Linked DNA regions of Homo sapiens: region 2 is linked to region 1. Evidence: chromatin loops called from intact Hi-C (ENCODE). Cell type or tissue: endothelial cell of umbilical vein. All regions are shown on one strand. Links, peaks and the distances in the headings refer to the core of each region. The heading gives the core; the rest is flanking DNA.

The links. Hi-C counts contacts between places; a loop is a spot of excess contacts. Peaks named below come from ENCODE experiments on the same cell type or tissue, not always from the same donor. Only the 100,000 strongest peaks of a DNase experiment are listed, where the experiment ranks them.
Region 2: it touches region 1 in a loop (2.7-fold over the local background); 1 of 110 quality-filtered maps calls a loop at or near these places.

The regions. Positions count from the first base shown.
Region 1 is chr14:101,094,724-101,103,064 of GRCh38, reverse strand. No RefSeq gene overlaps it. Among named protein-coding and RNA genes, the nearest start is that of LINC02285, 22 kb to the left of the region's middle. In endothelial cell of umbilical vein, for the core only: no CTCF peak of the experiment used is centred there; DNase peaks (open chromatin) are centred at 4,234 and 5,754; H3K27ac peaks cover 3,142 bases.
Region 2 is chr14:100,989,099-100,997,439 of GRCh38, reverse strand. MEG8 (maternally expressed 8, small nucleolar RNA host gene) reads right to left here. Exons shown (of 51, transcript NR_146000.1): 45 at 7,660-7,746; 46 at 5,875-5,949; 47 at 3,533-3,605; 48 at 524-554. SNORD114-29 (small nucleolar RNA, C/D box 114-29) reads right to left here and starts at 7,349; the gene lies at 7,281-7,349. It overlaps SNORD114-30 (small nucleolar RNA, C/D box 114-30), which reads right to left and starts at 5,521; the gene lies at 5,451-5,521. It overlaps SNORD114-31 (small nucleolar RNA, C/D box 114-31), which reads right to left and starts at 4,204; the gene lies at 4,131-4,204. It also overlaps LOC124903422 and SNORD114-28. RefSeq lists an enhancer at 8,134-8,341. In endothelial cell of umbilical vein, for the core only: no CTCF peak of the experiment used is centred there; no DNase peak of the experiment used is centred there.

The sequences.
Region 1 (8,341 bases), core at 307-8,306:
CACTGTGTGCCTGCTTGCCACCTGCAGCCCATCTGGTGCCCTGGAACCCCCTGGAGCACATCCCCAGACAGGGACTCGGCATTCCTCACGCCACCAGCAGGGCTGCCCCATGCTGGCCTCCGAGCTCCAGTCCCTGCCTGAGACACTGCTCAAGCGCTGCCTCCTCTCTGGAGCTGCCCCGATCCCCCCAGGGCTCCCTGGGGCTCCCGAAACCCTCCTGCTATAAAAATGGTTCAGGGCCTTCAGGGCCTGGAGTCAGGGAAAGCAAGGCTGGACCCTGGCTGTGCCTCTTTCCAGGCCAGGGCCTTGTCCAATCTGTATCTTAGTTTTTCCATCTGTAAAGTGGGCTGGGTCCATCATGGGGCTGTGGGAGGGCTCTGGAGGGAATGTGGACAGCAGTCTTAGCTCCCAGTCAACAGCCACATAGGATTCAGAAACCTGAACTGACCCAGTCTGGGGGACCATCTCCATTTGTCTCCAGGTCCCTGGTAGCCAGCACAGGCCAGTGTCCAGACTCCCTTAAAAATAGCCAAGGCCAGGCAAGGTGGCTCACGCCTGTGATCCCAGCACTTTGGGAGGCCGAGGCGGGTGGATCACCTGAGGTCAGGAGTTTGAGACCAGCCTGGCCAACATGGTGAAACCCTGTCTCTACTACAAATACAAAAATTAGCTGGGCGTGATAGTGCATGCCTGTAATCCCAGCTATTCTGGAGGCTGAGGGACGAGAATCACTTGAAGTTGGGAGGCGGAGGTTGCAGTGAGCCGAGATCGCGCCACTGCACTCCAGCCTGGGCCACAGAGTAAGACTTTGTCTCAAAAAAAAAAAAAAAAAAAAAAGCCAAACTCCCCTCTAACATTTATAAACCCCCATTTACATGTCAAGAAAAATTGAATTTGTGTTTCTGATTCATTTACAGTTAATTTGTGAATGGCTGTTCTACAAGAGATAGCTGGGTCCAAACACTCCAGGCTGCAAATACCCAAGGTTGCAAATGTCCAAGGCACAGTCTCGCCTCCCTTTAGGGACACTCCCAGGATGGCAGGAAGCTCCTCTTCGGATGGGGCCTGGGCATGGGCAGAGAGACAGCATGACAGCCACAGACTCCAACACAACCAGGCTCCTGGTCCACTGGGAGCCTCCTGTCCCAAGTCACGGCCACCGTCCCTCACATCAGCAGTTCTCCAGCTATCCATGACTGGCCAGGGAGGCCCCTCATGGATGGTGAGAATGGCAAGCCGGGGAGAGGCACTGTATGGGCAAAGATGGGAAAGTTGGCATGCCCTTGGATGTGGGCAGGTAGGCAGGTGGCCCATGGAGAGGACTGGCTCTCAGACCTGTCTCCTGGGATCTGTTTGCTCAGGCAACCATGACCAAGTATCACACCCTGAATGACTTAGGCAGCAGGAATGGATTGCCTCACAGTTTTGGAAGTTGGGAGTCTGAGACCAAGGTGTTAGCAGGCTGGGCTCTTTCTGTGGGCTGTGAGTTAGAACTTGTGCCAGGCTTCTCTCCAGCTTCTGGTGGTACACTGGCAATCTTTGGCATTCCCCACATGTGTGTGTAACTGTGTCCAAATTTCTCCTTTCCCCTTCTTTTTTTCTTGGCCTTTGGTGACAATTATCCATGTATTTTTATGAGTATATCACAGTTGTACATATTTTGAGGGTACACGTGGTATTTTGATACTTTTATAGAAAATAATGAGTAAATCAGGATTATTAAGATATCCATCATCTCAAATATTTATCTTTTTTTTATGTTGGGAATATTACAAATCTTCTCTTCTAGTTATCTTGAATAATATACACAAAAATTATTGTTAACTATAATTTCCCTACTGTACTGTCAAATACCAGAGCTTACCCCTTTGAAATTACCCCTTCTTGTAAGAACACCAGACACATGGGACTAGGGCCCACCCTAATGGCCTCATGTTAATTTGATTATCTCTGTAAAGACCCCATCTCCCAATTCCAAATGAGGTCACATTCCAAGATACTAGGGCTTAGGACTTCAACATATGAATTTGGAGGGCACAGGCTAGTCCATGACATTTCTCAACAGACTCATTGGCCTTGGTGGGGGGGGGGGGGTGCCCGGGTGACCACAGGTGTGTAAAGGGAAGGCATGATGAGCCCATGGACAGCAGAGAGAGTGGGAGCAGAAGGGCAGAGCAAGGCTGTGAGGCAGGGATGCCCTCAACAGGAAGGTTGTCAGAAGAGCCAGGAAGGGCCAGTGCAGAACTCGGTTTCATGAATGTGGAATGACCTAAGTTGGGGCAACATGGCAAGAGGTTAGCCCAGGTTGGGGGGTCAGACCTACCTGGGGTGGAGTCTCAGCTCTGCAGTATCTGCCCTCTGAGATGTCAGGCCTTTAACAGCTCAAGTTCAGTTTGCAGATCAGAGAAATGGGATGGTAACCACAGCTCACAGTGCATGGCAAACACTTGGCTCTTGACAGGGAACTCAGAACCAAGTCTGGACAGGAGAGCCAGCCTGGGTTTCTTCAGTGCAGTGTCAGGCCCTGGATAGCCCCTTTAAATCACTGAGTTAGAAATGGGGCTGCCCACTCCTATTCAATGAGTACTAGAAGTCCTAGCCAGAGCAATTAAGCAAGAAAAAGAAATAGAAGGCATACAAATAGGAAAGGAAGAAGTGAAAATATTTGCTGATTAAATTACCTTATATACTGATTACCTTGAACACTTCATCAAAAGCTGTTAGAACTAATAAACAAATTCAGTAAAGTTGTAGGATACAAGATGCAAAACTTAGTAGTGTTTCTATACACTAATAACAAATGATCTGGAAAAAAATTAAGAAAACAATTTCATTTACAATAGCTATAAAATAAAATATTTAAGAGTAAAAACTAGAAAATATTGATGAATGCAATTGAAGAAGATAAAAAAATTTTTTTTAAATCCTGTGTTCATTGATTGAAAATCAATATTATTAAAATGCCCATATGACTCAAAATGATCCACAGATTCAGTGTATCCCATATCAAAATTCCAATATCATTTTTCACAGAAACAGAAAAAATAATCCTAAAATTTACGTGGAACCACAGAAGACCTCAAATAGCCAAAGTAACCTTGACCAAAAGGAACAAACTCAAAGGCATCGCACTATCTAATTTCAAAATCTACTACAAAGCTACAGTAATCAAAACAGCATGGTACTGGCACAAAAAAAAAGACACATAGATTAATGGAACAGAATAGAGAGCCTAGAAATAGCCATGCAGAGCCATGCATTTACGGTCAATTCATTTTCAACAAAGATGTCAAGAACACATAATGGGAAAATGACAGTCTCTTTAGTAAATGATCTTAGGAAAGCTGGATATCCACATACAGAAGAATTAAATTAGACCCTCATCTCATATCATATATTATTACAAAGATCTACTCAAAACGGGTTAAAGACTTCAATATAAGACCTAAAACTAAAACTACTAGAAATAAACATAAGAAAAAAGTTTCACGACATTCGTCTAGGCAATGATGTTTTTGGATGTGACCCCAAAACCACAGGTAAGAAAAGCAAAAACAGACAAGTGAGATTACACCAAACTACAAAGCTTCTGCACAGCAAAGGAAACAATCAAAAGGGTGAAAGCAACCTAAGAAATGGGAGAACATATTTGCAAACCATACATCTCATAAGAGGTTAATATATAAGAAACTCAGCCCAACAGCAAGAAATCAACCTGATTAAAATTGGACAAAGGACTTGAAGAAACATTTCTCAAAAGAAGACATACGAATGGTCAGCAGGTATATAAAGCAATGCTCATTGTCACTAAATCATCAAGGAAATGCAAATTAAAACCACAGTGAGATATTACCTCACACCTGTTAAAATGGCTATTATCAAAAAGATGATGAAACACTTACCAAAAGTGTTGATGAGGATGTCAGGAAAAGGAAACCCTTGCACACTGTTGGTGGGATTGTAACTTAGTACAGCCTTTTGGAACACACTATGATTCTTCAAAAAACTAAAAATAGAACTACCATATGATCCAGGAACATCACTTCTGAGTATACATCCAAAGGATACAAAATAATATGTCAAAGAAATACATTACAGCACTATCCACATTAGCCAAGATATGAAATCAACCTAAGTATGCATCAGTGGATAATGGATAAACGAAATCTGACAAATATGTGGAGTCCTGATAAGATAAGTAAGCAACAGTGAGGAAGAGGCCCCAGGAGAGGGAGAGAACAATTGTTCTGGGAAATGGCTAATCACAGACAACCCACTGGCACAGCATCCTGTTCCCGAATACCTCATTCTGCACATAGCCCCAGCAGCACCACCTTATAAAACTTCCCTCCAGCCTCTGCTTCTTGGTAGACAAGCCCCTTCTCTGCTGTGCTGCCTGTTGCTCCCTTGAAACATACTTTCTCTCTAATAAACTTGTTTTCTTTAACTTACTGCTGTTTCAGTAAATTATTTCACTGCCCGCAACGCCAGCCCCAATCACCACCCACATCGCCACTGACAACAACATATACAAAGTGGAATACTATTTAGCTTATAAAAGAAGGAAATCCTGTCATTTATGAAATGGATGAGCCTGGAGGACATTATGTTAAGTGAAATAAGCCAGGCACAGAAAGACAAAGACTTCATGTTCTCACTTATATGTGGAATCTAGAAAAGAGGAACTCACAGCACCAGAGAGTAGGGTGGTGATTGCCAGGGGCTGGAGCGTTGGAACTGGGGAATGTGGAGATGTTGGGCCAAAGGTGCAAAGTTTCAGTGAGATGTAAGGAATACGTTTTAGAGATCTATTGCACAGCATTTTGACTATAGTTAATAATAATGTATTGTATATTTCAAAATTGCTAGAAGGGTTTATTTTAAATGGCCTTACCATAAAATATAAGTATGTGAGGTGATGGATTTGTTAATTAGCTTGATTTAATTATTTCATGTGTATGCGTGTATGAAAACATTGCAGTTTTCTAAAAAGTAAACTGAGGCACATAAAATTTTGAAGAGTTTATTTGAGCAAGCAATGATTCATGGATTGGGCAGCTCCAAACCAGAAGGAGTTCGGGACCTCCTCCAAGGGAATGCAAGAGTGAGGCTTTTACAGAACAAACATAGAAGAAAAGCAAAGAAAATATTTGATTTAAACACAGCTATGCCGTTGCATTTTTTGGTCTATCCTGTTGGAAAGTCACTAGTTATATAATTATAAGTTTGTTGGATACTTCTAATTGGTTGAGCTTAAGCTCTTTTTTTAAAAAAAAAAAAGTAGGTATTTAAAAGAAATAGCTTAAGTTTTGCTTATGTTTGCAAATAAAGCAAGGTTGAGGTCACTTATGAGACCTAACTGGTTTTGTCCTCTCAGGAATTCATCAGGCCCAATCTCCATCTTCACTTACTTTAACAACCCCACACCTCACTCCCCTTTGTTCACCCTCTCAGCATGCTGAGGGTGTGACCAGACAGCATAGCTTACTCTCAGCTGCCACTATTGATATAGTCACTGGAGCAGTCTTGTAGGCATTATCATTATCAACAGCTGCATTGGGATGTAAGGTCACGTTATCATTATTATCCAAAATTGAACATTCATTGTAAGACTTGAGTGGTCAGGTGGTTCAGGTCTCTAAATTGTCTAATCCTGATGGCAATCATTTGAGGTGTGAGTGGCTACTGGAAAGTATTTAAAATCCTCACAAGGATACAAGGACTACAGGGAAGTGAATACAATGACTAAGGAGAATGAATACAATGACTAAGGAGGATAATAGCCAAGAACTATTGGCTGAAAAATTCCCTGGAGCAGAGATCCCAGGAGTCAAGATTTAACCAACTGAATAAATCCAACGAGGAAGCAGTACCTATTTGATGAGAAATGTATTTGTTAATGAAAAGCCTTTTAATTTGGGGCAACGATTTCTAATTTATGGACATAGAAGCAACATTTTTTATTAAAACGAGCATAAACTACTTCTTCTTACCAGATCAAGAACTTCTATGGAAGTTAGCCTATGGAAGCTAAATTGTTCATTTCAGATTGTATTGCTTGAAGGAAATTCAAGCTGTCATCCTATGAGAGTAAACTAAAAACAAAGATTAATATTTGGAGTATACTGTGATCTTAGAGTTTGAGTCAGAAGGACAGCTAGTTGAGATTTCTAGATTTGAGTTTGAAACATCTTTAGAGGGGGGATGAGCATGGCAGCTGTAATCTAATGGATTTTCCTGATTTGCAGTTAGAATATCTCTGCTTATGTCATCAGATACTCCTCTGGTGAACTCTCCAAGTGACCCATATAGCAGCAGGCATGAACATTGCCCATAGATGGTCTGCTATAGTGATTTTTCTGAAGTTTAAAGTCCTCCAGTTTCAGCTTGCAGAGCTTAGGACAAAGGAACTTTTAGCTTTTTACTAAACTAGAAGAAATCGGAATTCACTCCCGTTTACAGATGGGTAATAAAACCTCAAAGAAAATGAACAGGACTAGAATTTGACCACAGATGCTCCATAGGTTTCTATTAAAATAGAATCTTTTTAACAGACACTCCCATTTTTACCAAAGGTAATTACAGTAAGATTTTTTTAATAAGTCCAGTTTCAATTAACTTGGCCTCATTATTTATGTAAGTGTAACAAGAATAGTAATTCTGTGTATTTTTAAAAATATAATATTTTAGTCGGTGCTTTGGTAGTATCTGTTGATGAAAAAAGCCAAACACTGTAAAATATGTAGAGACTTATTCTGAGCCAAATATGAGTGACCATGGCCAGCAACACAGCCTCAGGAGGTCCTGAGAACACGTCCCCAGAGTAGTTGGCTTACAACTTGATTGTATACATTTTAGAGAGACAGAAGTTACAGGCAAAGACATAAACCAACACATATCAGTGGTTCAGCTGGTAAACATGGGACATCTTGAAGTAGGGAGAGGGGCTTCCAGATCATAGGTGGAATCAGAGGTTTTCTGACTGGTAGTTAGTTAAAAGAGTTAACCTATTTGCCTGAAAAGTTGAAGTCAGCATAAAGAAATGCTTAATTTAAGATAAGGAGGGTTGTGAAAGCCAAGGTTCTCGTCATGTAGATGAAGCCACTAAGTAACAGGCTTCAGAGAGAATAGACAGTAAATGCCTCTTATGACGTTTACCTTAAAACCTACCTTAAATGACCTTAAAAGGTGTCAGCCTCTCTGAAAAAGACCTAGAAGGGGAAAAAGATTCTCTACAGAATGCAAATTTCCCCCCACAAAAGATGCTTCACAGGGCCACTTCAAAATATTTCAAAGAAAATATCTTTGGGCGGTAAATACTCTGATTCTCTACAGAGCCTGCTATCTGTCATACAACACTACAGCAGAGCCAGGTTGGAGTTAGATATTCTATTGCTACAAAGAGTCTGTTTTGTCAGTCTTATGTTCTCAATTTCAATGTTAATGCTGGTCAGTTGTGCCTGAACCCCAAAGGGAGGAGGGCATGACAAAGCAGGTCTGACCCCCCAACTTCCCATCATGGCTTGAACTCACATGATAAGGCAGGTCTGACCCCCCAGCTTCCCACCATGGGCTGAACCTGCATGACAAGGCAGGTCTGACCCCCCCAGCTTCCCACCATTGTTGTACCTGAGCAAGTTAGAGAAAACGCCACACTTTGAGACGAATTAAGAGTCCGTTTATTTAGCCGGCGGCCAAGAGACAGCTAACGCTCAAAGTTCTCTTGGCCCCGAAGAAGGGGCTAGATTTTCTTTTATACTTTGGTTTAGAAAGGGGAGGGAGTTCTAGTTAAAACAATTTTACAGAAGTAAAGTAGGCAAAAAAGTTAAAAGGATAAATGGTTACAGGAAAGTAAACAGTTCCAGGTGCAGGGGCTTTAAGACTATTACAAGGTGATAGACGCGGGGGGCTTTGGGCGTTATCAATCGGATGAATTCCTGGGAACTGCGGATATTGCTCGCCACAGTATCTTATCACTCTTGGATGTGCTGGGAGTCAGCTTGCAAAGGTTAAGTCCTTGAGGAAGGGGCTGCCAGTGAAAGAGCCAAGATGGAGTCTGTCTGGCTCTCTTAGCTGAGAGTCAATTCAGGTGGAAACAAGGCTAGGTGATTAAAGGGAAGGGAGAGTCTAAGAACAGGGTTAGTAAAAACAAGGTTGGGCATTACACCAGGGCCTGAACTCGTTTTTAAGGTTTCTTTGTGTTCCCCTTGGCCAACGGGGGCATCCATTCAGTGGGTCGGGGGACTGAGAATTTCATTTTCCTTTACATATTCAAGGAACTTTATTGATTTTCTATCAGTCAACTTTAGTTTTTTTAAAACTATCTGGTGAGGAGAAATGT
Region 2 (8,341 bases), core at 99-8,098, 110 kb after region 1:
ATACCTTTAAAAATGTATACACAAAATATGCAGGAATATTCCTTACAAAAAGGGAGTGAAAATATCAAAAATTCTTTCAATTGATCCATGTTTCCCCCGTTAATTTGCTTAGCTATTTATAATTAGGTATTGATAAATTTGTGAAATTATTTATTTGTTTCTCTTAACAAGACAAACTTGAACTCACCATTCTCCCAGAACAAAAACGTTGACTATTACTATTCTTTGTCTATATGATACTTACCAAAAGAAGGAACATTCCTGATTTATTAATTTATTCATAAAACTCAGTGTTTTGGGATATTAAAAATATATAATTCCACAGATGTTCTGATTGGACTCATTCTAATTATTGGTGTGTAACACACTCTCATCCCTGTTCTTTTTTAATTCTGTATATAGATGTAGTCATTTATGCATTATTTTATAATACAATGAATACCTCTGAGTAAACACCCCACCAAAGGACAAGAACTTTGGGCATTATTTGTATAGGTCTATAGCCTTTTTCCCAGAGACTTACCAGCTAAGATCTTCACCAATGATAATCCATTCTGGAGGGTAGAATGCAAATGGTAAAAAGAATGAAACATCCTAAATTTTGACTGTGCTCTAATATTCTAATAAATGAAAGGAGAGCAAGTTTAGATTAATTTTTATAATTGGGTCATGCTCTTTTTACAACTGGCCAGAAAACCCTCTTTTTTGTCACATTAATTCAATTATTAATTTTGCATTTAAAATGGATGCCTTTGCAATTGCAACAAAAGCAAAAATTGACATGTGGAATCTAATTAAACTAATGAGTTTCTGCACAGCAAAAGAAACTATCATCAGAGTGAAGAGACAACCTACAGAATGGGAGAAAATTTTTGCAATCTATCCATCTGACAAAGGTCTAATATCCAGAATCTACAAGGAACTTAAGCAAATTCACAAGAAAAAAACCAACAACCCCATTAAAAAATGGGCAAAGGACATGAACAAACACTTCTCAAAAGAAGACATACATGCAGCCAACAAACAAGAAAAAAGGCTCAACATCACTGATCATCAGAGAAATACAAATCAAAACCACAGTGAGACACCATCTCCTACCAGTCAGAATGGTGATTATTAAAAAGTCAAGAAAAAACAGATGCCGATGAAGTTAAAGAGAAATAAGAATGATTTTACACTGTTGGTGGGAATATAAATTAGTTCAACCATTATGGAAGACAGTGTAGTGATTCCTCAAAGATTTAGAAGCAGAAATACCATTTGACCCAGCAATTCCATTACTGGGTATATAACCCAAAGGAATAGAAATCATTCTATTATAAAGATACATGCACATGTATGTTCATTGCAGCACTATTCGCAATAGCAAAGACATGGAATCAACCCAAATACTGGATAAGGAAAATGTGATACATATACACTATGGAATACTATGCAGCCATTAAAGGGATGAGAGCATGTGCTTTGCAGGGACATGGATGAAGCTGGAAGCCATTATCCTCAGCAAACTAATGCAGGAACAGAAAACAAAACACTGCATGTTCTCACTTATAAGTGGGAGCTGAACAATGAGAACACATGGACACAGGAGGGGAACAACACACACTGGCGCCTGTCAGGGGAGGGTGGGGAGAGCATCAGGAAAAACTGCTAATGCATGCCAGGCTTAATACCTAGGTGATGAGTTGATAGGTGCAGCAAACCACCATGACACATGTTTACCGATGTAACAAACATGCACATCCTGCACATGTACCCCAGAACTTAAATAAAATAAATGGACGCCTTTGAATCCAACATCTGAATCAAGAATGAGAGTTCTCTACAAAACACGTCAGCTTCAATGCCTCCACCCATGCACTCAACAACCTAAATCTTTGGACCTCCCATATGCACAATTAGATTCATCTAAATACTTGTTTCAGAGCAATTTCATACCAATGAACAGTGCTTGCTATCACTTCATTCACTCATTCACAAACCAATTTGGCGAATTATTCATTCTTTGTAAAGAAACAGAACATATGTAAACCCTCAGAAACCCAGAATGTGTCTGATACTGTGCGTCTATGTATAGCCTAATTATGCAAACACTTGTAAGAGCCAAAATACTTGCCTTAAGAAGAATACACTCTCCGGACCCAGTTACATCACAACCATCATTTCCAGACATGTTTGCTACTGGCCCTTGCTTTATCCTTTTTAGCTAATTGATTATTATTAACTTAAGCATTTGTTCATTATTAAGATAAAATCAGTATCCTTACACATGATCTAAACTACAGCATGGATCATCGTAGCACATGCATAGTTGATCATTACCAAAGTAATAACAGATGATGTCACTTTGTAATGGAATTTAGTGAGCACAATAGCTCTTGTTATAGAACAAATTATTGTCACTGGCCCTCTTTAAAAATAGCTTTCTATTTATATAAACAACATCCCTAGTTAAGGATAAGACAACCAGGAAACCAAAGACAACTCAATATAAACATGGACAGCTCATACATTTGTCTACATGTTTCTCATTCTGAGAGATTAAAAATCTGACACAATTCCCACTCCCTGAGCAATAGATCAGTACTGTGACTTGCTTCATTACACATGTTATAGTTGGTCCAGGTGTGGCCATGTTTTTATTCACTTATTTCTTTTACTTGAGTTCTTCACGCATTAATTCATTATCCGTGAATTACAAGAGCACAAGAATAGGGTAACTGATTTTTTGGGGGTTTTTTTTGTTTTTTTTTTTTCGAGACAGGGTCTCACTCTGTTGCCCAGGCTGGAATTCAGTGGCGCGATCTCGACTCACTGCAACCTCAACTTCCTGGGTTTAAGCAATTCTCCTGCCTCAGCCTCCCAAGTAGCTGGGATTACAGGCACTCGCCACCACACCCGGCTAATTTGTATATTTTTAGTAGAGACGGGGTTTCACTGTGTTGGTCAGGCTGGTCTTAAACTCCTAACTTTGTGATCTGCCCACCTCGGCCTCCCAAAGTGCTGGGATTAAAGGTGTGAGCCACCGTGCCCAGCCGATAACTGAATATTTTTAACTACTGTCTACAGGATCATTTCCAACTGATCAATAGGCTAGATTTCTTTTATATCGGAGCTTAAACTTCCTGACTCCTATTACTCATCATCCTTGACTCATACCCACGAGTCATCATCTCTGGGCCAGGCCACAGACCATCAATCATTTTTTTCATTTAGACTTTGTCTATTTCATTTATTTATTAATTTACTACTTTATAATAAAGAAATAGACATGAATCAGAAAAAAAATAGGACAAGAGCTGTGATAACCCTGTTGTCTATCTGTAGAGCAGTTCCTACAGAAATTAGACATGTTTCTTGAACTGACCTGATTGTTTCAAACATGCATTACTCAACAAAATGTTTCATATCAACCCCATGTTCATTTTGGGGACACGGTTAGTCTTCTTTAATTATATTTTCTACTTATTAATAATGCATTGACCACTCTTAAATGGCCCAAACCAAGACAAGAACTTTGACGATTACTCACATTTGTCTGTAGGTTCCTTAAAACAACCATAGAGCAAGTGGTCATGGCAGAATCAGTGCAGGGAGTGACTGTTCTGAGGATTACAAGGAAGAGCAGAAGACAAAATTTGAGATTTTCTATCCATTAATTTTTTCATTCTACCTTCCATTTACTCTGTCAGTTGGTATTTATTGATTTGTTAATATTTGCTTATTTCCCCCTTAATAAAATAAATATTGAACTTACAATTGACCCAGTTGACCTGAGAATTGACCTAAAAATCACATAGCCTTTGATAACTAATAATCAGTGCTATTGCTCTATCAGTGGCTCTATGATTCTTAGCCAGAGAGTTAAAAACCACTGGCCCATTTATTATCCATTCCAAATTAATTAATAGTATTTCTTTCCTTGCCACATATGTTAACAATTAGAATATGCCTCTCTCTCTCTTCATGTTTAATCATTCAAATCTTTGTTTGATTCTTTCATTAATTCATTTATATTAACACAATCACAATCCATGAACTGTAAAATTGGAAGCAAACAGCCTTGATATCACTAACATCTATCTAAAGGATTTTTTTCAACAGAGGAATAGATTAGATTTCTATTATATTGAACCTCAGAGTTCCAGGCACTTAGTATTCATCCTCCATGACTCACACACCACCGGCTGTCATCGCTTGCTCAAGCTTGGACCTCCTTTTCTTAATTCGTGTCTACGTGTTTTTATTGATTAATTTATCAGTTCACTAACAATAAAATAATTACCTAAGAGTCACAAAAACTTGTGAGTAAAATCCTTAAATAGCTCTTATATCTGTCTATGTCAATATTACTCACAGCAATACACCTCTTTCATTAATTAAATTCAATGTTTTCATTAGTTAAATTCAATGTTTTATATATATACATTAATCAACATAATGCTTTATATTAATCCTATTTTTACAAATGGGCCAGAGTTTACCTTCAATGATTGTATTTAACACTTCTTAATAATACTACGAATATCTTTTTTAAAAAACACTGAAACCAAGAATGTTGACTGTCACTCACATTGGTCTCCACACACCATATAACACATAGACGCAACCATGGATCTTACCATTAAAAAAGAATGATAAAATCAGCCAGAGTGTGTTTATTTTGAGGAGTACAGAGCACAAGAGATGATCAGAAAAGATTAAGACATTATCTGCATTACTCTTTGCATTCTATCTTCCACTGATTCAGTCACATAGGTTATTTGAGATAACATATATTTTATTTACTCTACATAGCCAGACAGTATCAGTCACACCACTGACACAAAGCATAAACATTCATTATTATTTACCACTGTCTATAACATCCCTAACTAAATAAATAACAACCTCATACCACTTATTTCCTAATGGTATTGGTGTTTTCAATATATATCATAGATTTTCTTCTCACTCTATTGCCCAGGTTGAAGTGCAGTGGTGTGATCTTGGCTCACCGCCACCTCCATCTCCCAGGTTCATGTGATTCTCCTGCCTCAGCCTCCCAAGTAGCTGGGATCACAGGCATACGCCGCCACGCCCAGCTAATTTTGTATTTTTAGTACAGATGGGGTTTTACCATGTTGCCCAGGCTCATCTCGAACTCCTGACTTCAGGTGATCCACCCACCTTGGCCTCCCAAAGTGCTGGGATTACGGGTGTGAGCCACCATGCCTGGCCATATCATAGCTTTTTTTGCCTCACAAATTATTTTTACAGTTAGAGAACGCTTAGTCGCATCCAACATACTTTATTTGTATATTTGTTTAGTGGTTCCTTCATTGATTGAATTATAATAATAGATTGAAAACTCGTGCTCACAAAGAGCAAAAACAAGACCCTTGCATATTCCTGACGTCTGTCTATAGGATCACTTCCAAAAGAGGGAAAACACTATATTTCTTTTCTGATGGACCTCAGAGTTCCAGATAGGCATTCACTGACGAAGACCCATCCAATACCAGTAGTCATGATTGATCCAGGATTAGCTCTGGTGCTCTTCATTCATTGTTACATTATTTATTACTTCATTAATTCACCATTAATAACTTTTAAACACTATCACTCACAAAACCCCAAGAGGAGCCTTGATATCTCTAATTTGTATATACACTCATCCTCACAATACCATATCCCCTCATTATTACCTTTCTTAATAATACAGGACATGCTTTTCATATAAGCATCCCTCAGTGTAACATTCCACATCCATTCCATATTTATCCCTGGGCTACTCATGGCCTTATTGGATTATATTTCATATTTTTTGTTAATGCACTATAAACCTTTAAACAAAACACCCAAGATGAGACAAGAACTTTGACTATTACTCACATTGGTCTCCAGCTTCTAGCACAGAGATGGACCATACAGCTCTTAACTATTAAAACCAGCTTCTGTGCTTCCATTCTGAGTACAGAGCAGAAGAGATGACAACAAAAATGAGACCTTCTCTCCATTGATCCTTGCTTTTCAAATATACCTCAAATTAATAAATGTATAAACATTTATACTCATTTATATGTTCATTAATTTGAGGTATATTTCATTTTTTTATGAATAACTGGCCAGATGTGGTGGCTCATGCCTGTAATCCCAGCATGTTGGGAGGCAGAGGCAGGTGGATCACTTGAGGTCAAGAGTTCAAGACCAGTCTGGGAAACATGGAGAAACCCCATCTCTACTGAAAATACAAAAACTAGCCAGGCATGATGGCACGCGTCTGCAATCCCAGCTATTAGGGAGGCTGAGGCACAAGAACTGCTTGAACCCATGAGGCAGAGGTTGCGGTGAGCTGAGATCGTGGCATTGTACTCCACCCTAAGTGATAGAGCAAGACTCCATCTCAAAAAGAAAGAAGGAAGGAAGGAAGGAAGGAAGGAAGGAAGGAAGGAAGGAAGGAAGGAAGGAAGGAAGGAAGGAAGGAAGGAAAAGAGAGAGAGAGAAAGAGAGAGAAAGAAAGAAAGAAAGAAAGAAAGAAAGAAAGAAAGAAAGAAAGAAAGAAAAGAAAGAAAGGAAGGAAGAAAGGAAGGAAGAAAGGAAAGAAAGAAAGGAAGGAAGAAAGGAAGGGAAAATAAAGAACTTTGGAATTGTCCCTGACCCAGAACTTGAATACGGTCAAAATTTATACTGTCTATCTCATTCAAAGAGGTAACAGGTATGCAAGATTTCTCTTTAGTTGTTACCAATTTCAGTATGTATTAATAGTGTTTTTTGTCTTTCCACATATTTTTATAGTTGGACAATCCTTAATCTTATCCTTTTTATTTTTTTCTTTTTGACACAGAATCTTGCTCTGTTGCCAAGCTGCAGTGACGTGATCTCGGATCACTGCAGCCTCCCAGGTTCAAGCAATTTTTGAAACCCGGGTTCAAGCAATCCATGTGCCTCAGCCACCCAAGTCCTCGGATTAGAGGCACATGCCGCCATGCCTGGCTAATTTTTGTATTTTTAGTAGAGATAGGGTTTCGCCACGTTGGCCAGGTAGGTCTCGATCTCCTGTCATCAAGTGATCTACCCGTGTTGGCCTCCCAAAGTGCTGAGATTACAGGTGTGAGCCACCATGCCCGGCCCTTATTCATCTTTATTTGTATATTTATTAACTGATTCTCTGATTGAGCCAATCATAAATGTAAAATAAAAATTCATAAACATGAAAACCAAACACATATACATTCTATTTTTTGCCATCTGTCTGTAGGATCATTTGAAACAGGAAATAGACTAGATATCTTTTGAGACAGACCTCAGAGTTCCAGACATGTATTCACTGTATATGACTCATGCTACCAGTAGTCATCATCGATCCAGGATTGGCCCTTCTTTTCTCTGTTATTTTCTACATTGTCTGTTGATTAATTCATTAATTTACTAATAATAACTTTAAACCTTATGACTCACAAAACCCAAAAAGATATCCCAAATAATTCCTATATTAATGTTTCATGAGTTATCCTGTTTTTCATATGTGAATTATCAATATAATACTTCTTTTGACTCCAATATCCCTCACTAGATAAAATTCACCATCTTTGATTATATTACATGTTTATTCACAGTACATTGAGTCCTCTTAAATAAACCACCCAAAGAAATGCAAGAAATCTGACTGTCACTCACATTGGTACACATGCTCCTTCCTAAGCATGGTGCAAACAGAACATGTGACCATGAAGAAGTCCTCAAATCAGAACAAGTACGTCCATTCTAAGTACAGAGCAAAGAAGATAATAACAAAAGAGAGGCATTTTAACTATCAATCCTTGCTTTTCACCTATCATTAGTTAGTCATCTAAGCTATCATTATTTGGAGTAAACTTATTTCATTTCCTCTTTAAAAAATGAACAATTTCAAGCTTACAATTAACCAAGAATTTGAACATTGTCTATAATTATCCTGTCTATATCACCATAGCCAAAGAGGTGACAGACATGTACATGTACTTCTCTTCAGACTTCACTATTTTCAATACATATTAATAGTGTTTCTTACCTCACCAAATATTTTTTACAACTGGACAATGATTAACCTTACTCATCTTTATTTATACATTTGTTTATTGGTTTTTATATTGGCCAATTACAAAAATAGAATTAAAACATGTAAATACAAAGACTAAAACCAAACTCATCTAATATTCCTGATGCCTGTCTAAAGGATTATATCAAACACAGAAAATGAGCTAGATTTCTTCTGTGATGGACCTCAGAGTTCTAGACACGTATTCATCGCATATGACTCATACGCCACCAGCAGTCATCATCGATCCAGGATTGTTCATCTCTTTCTCTATTCATTTCT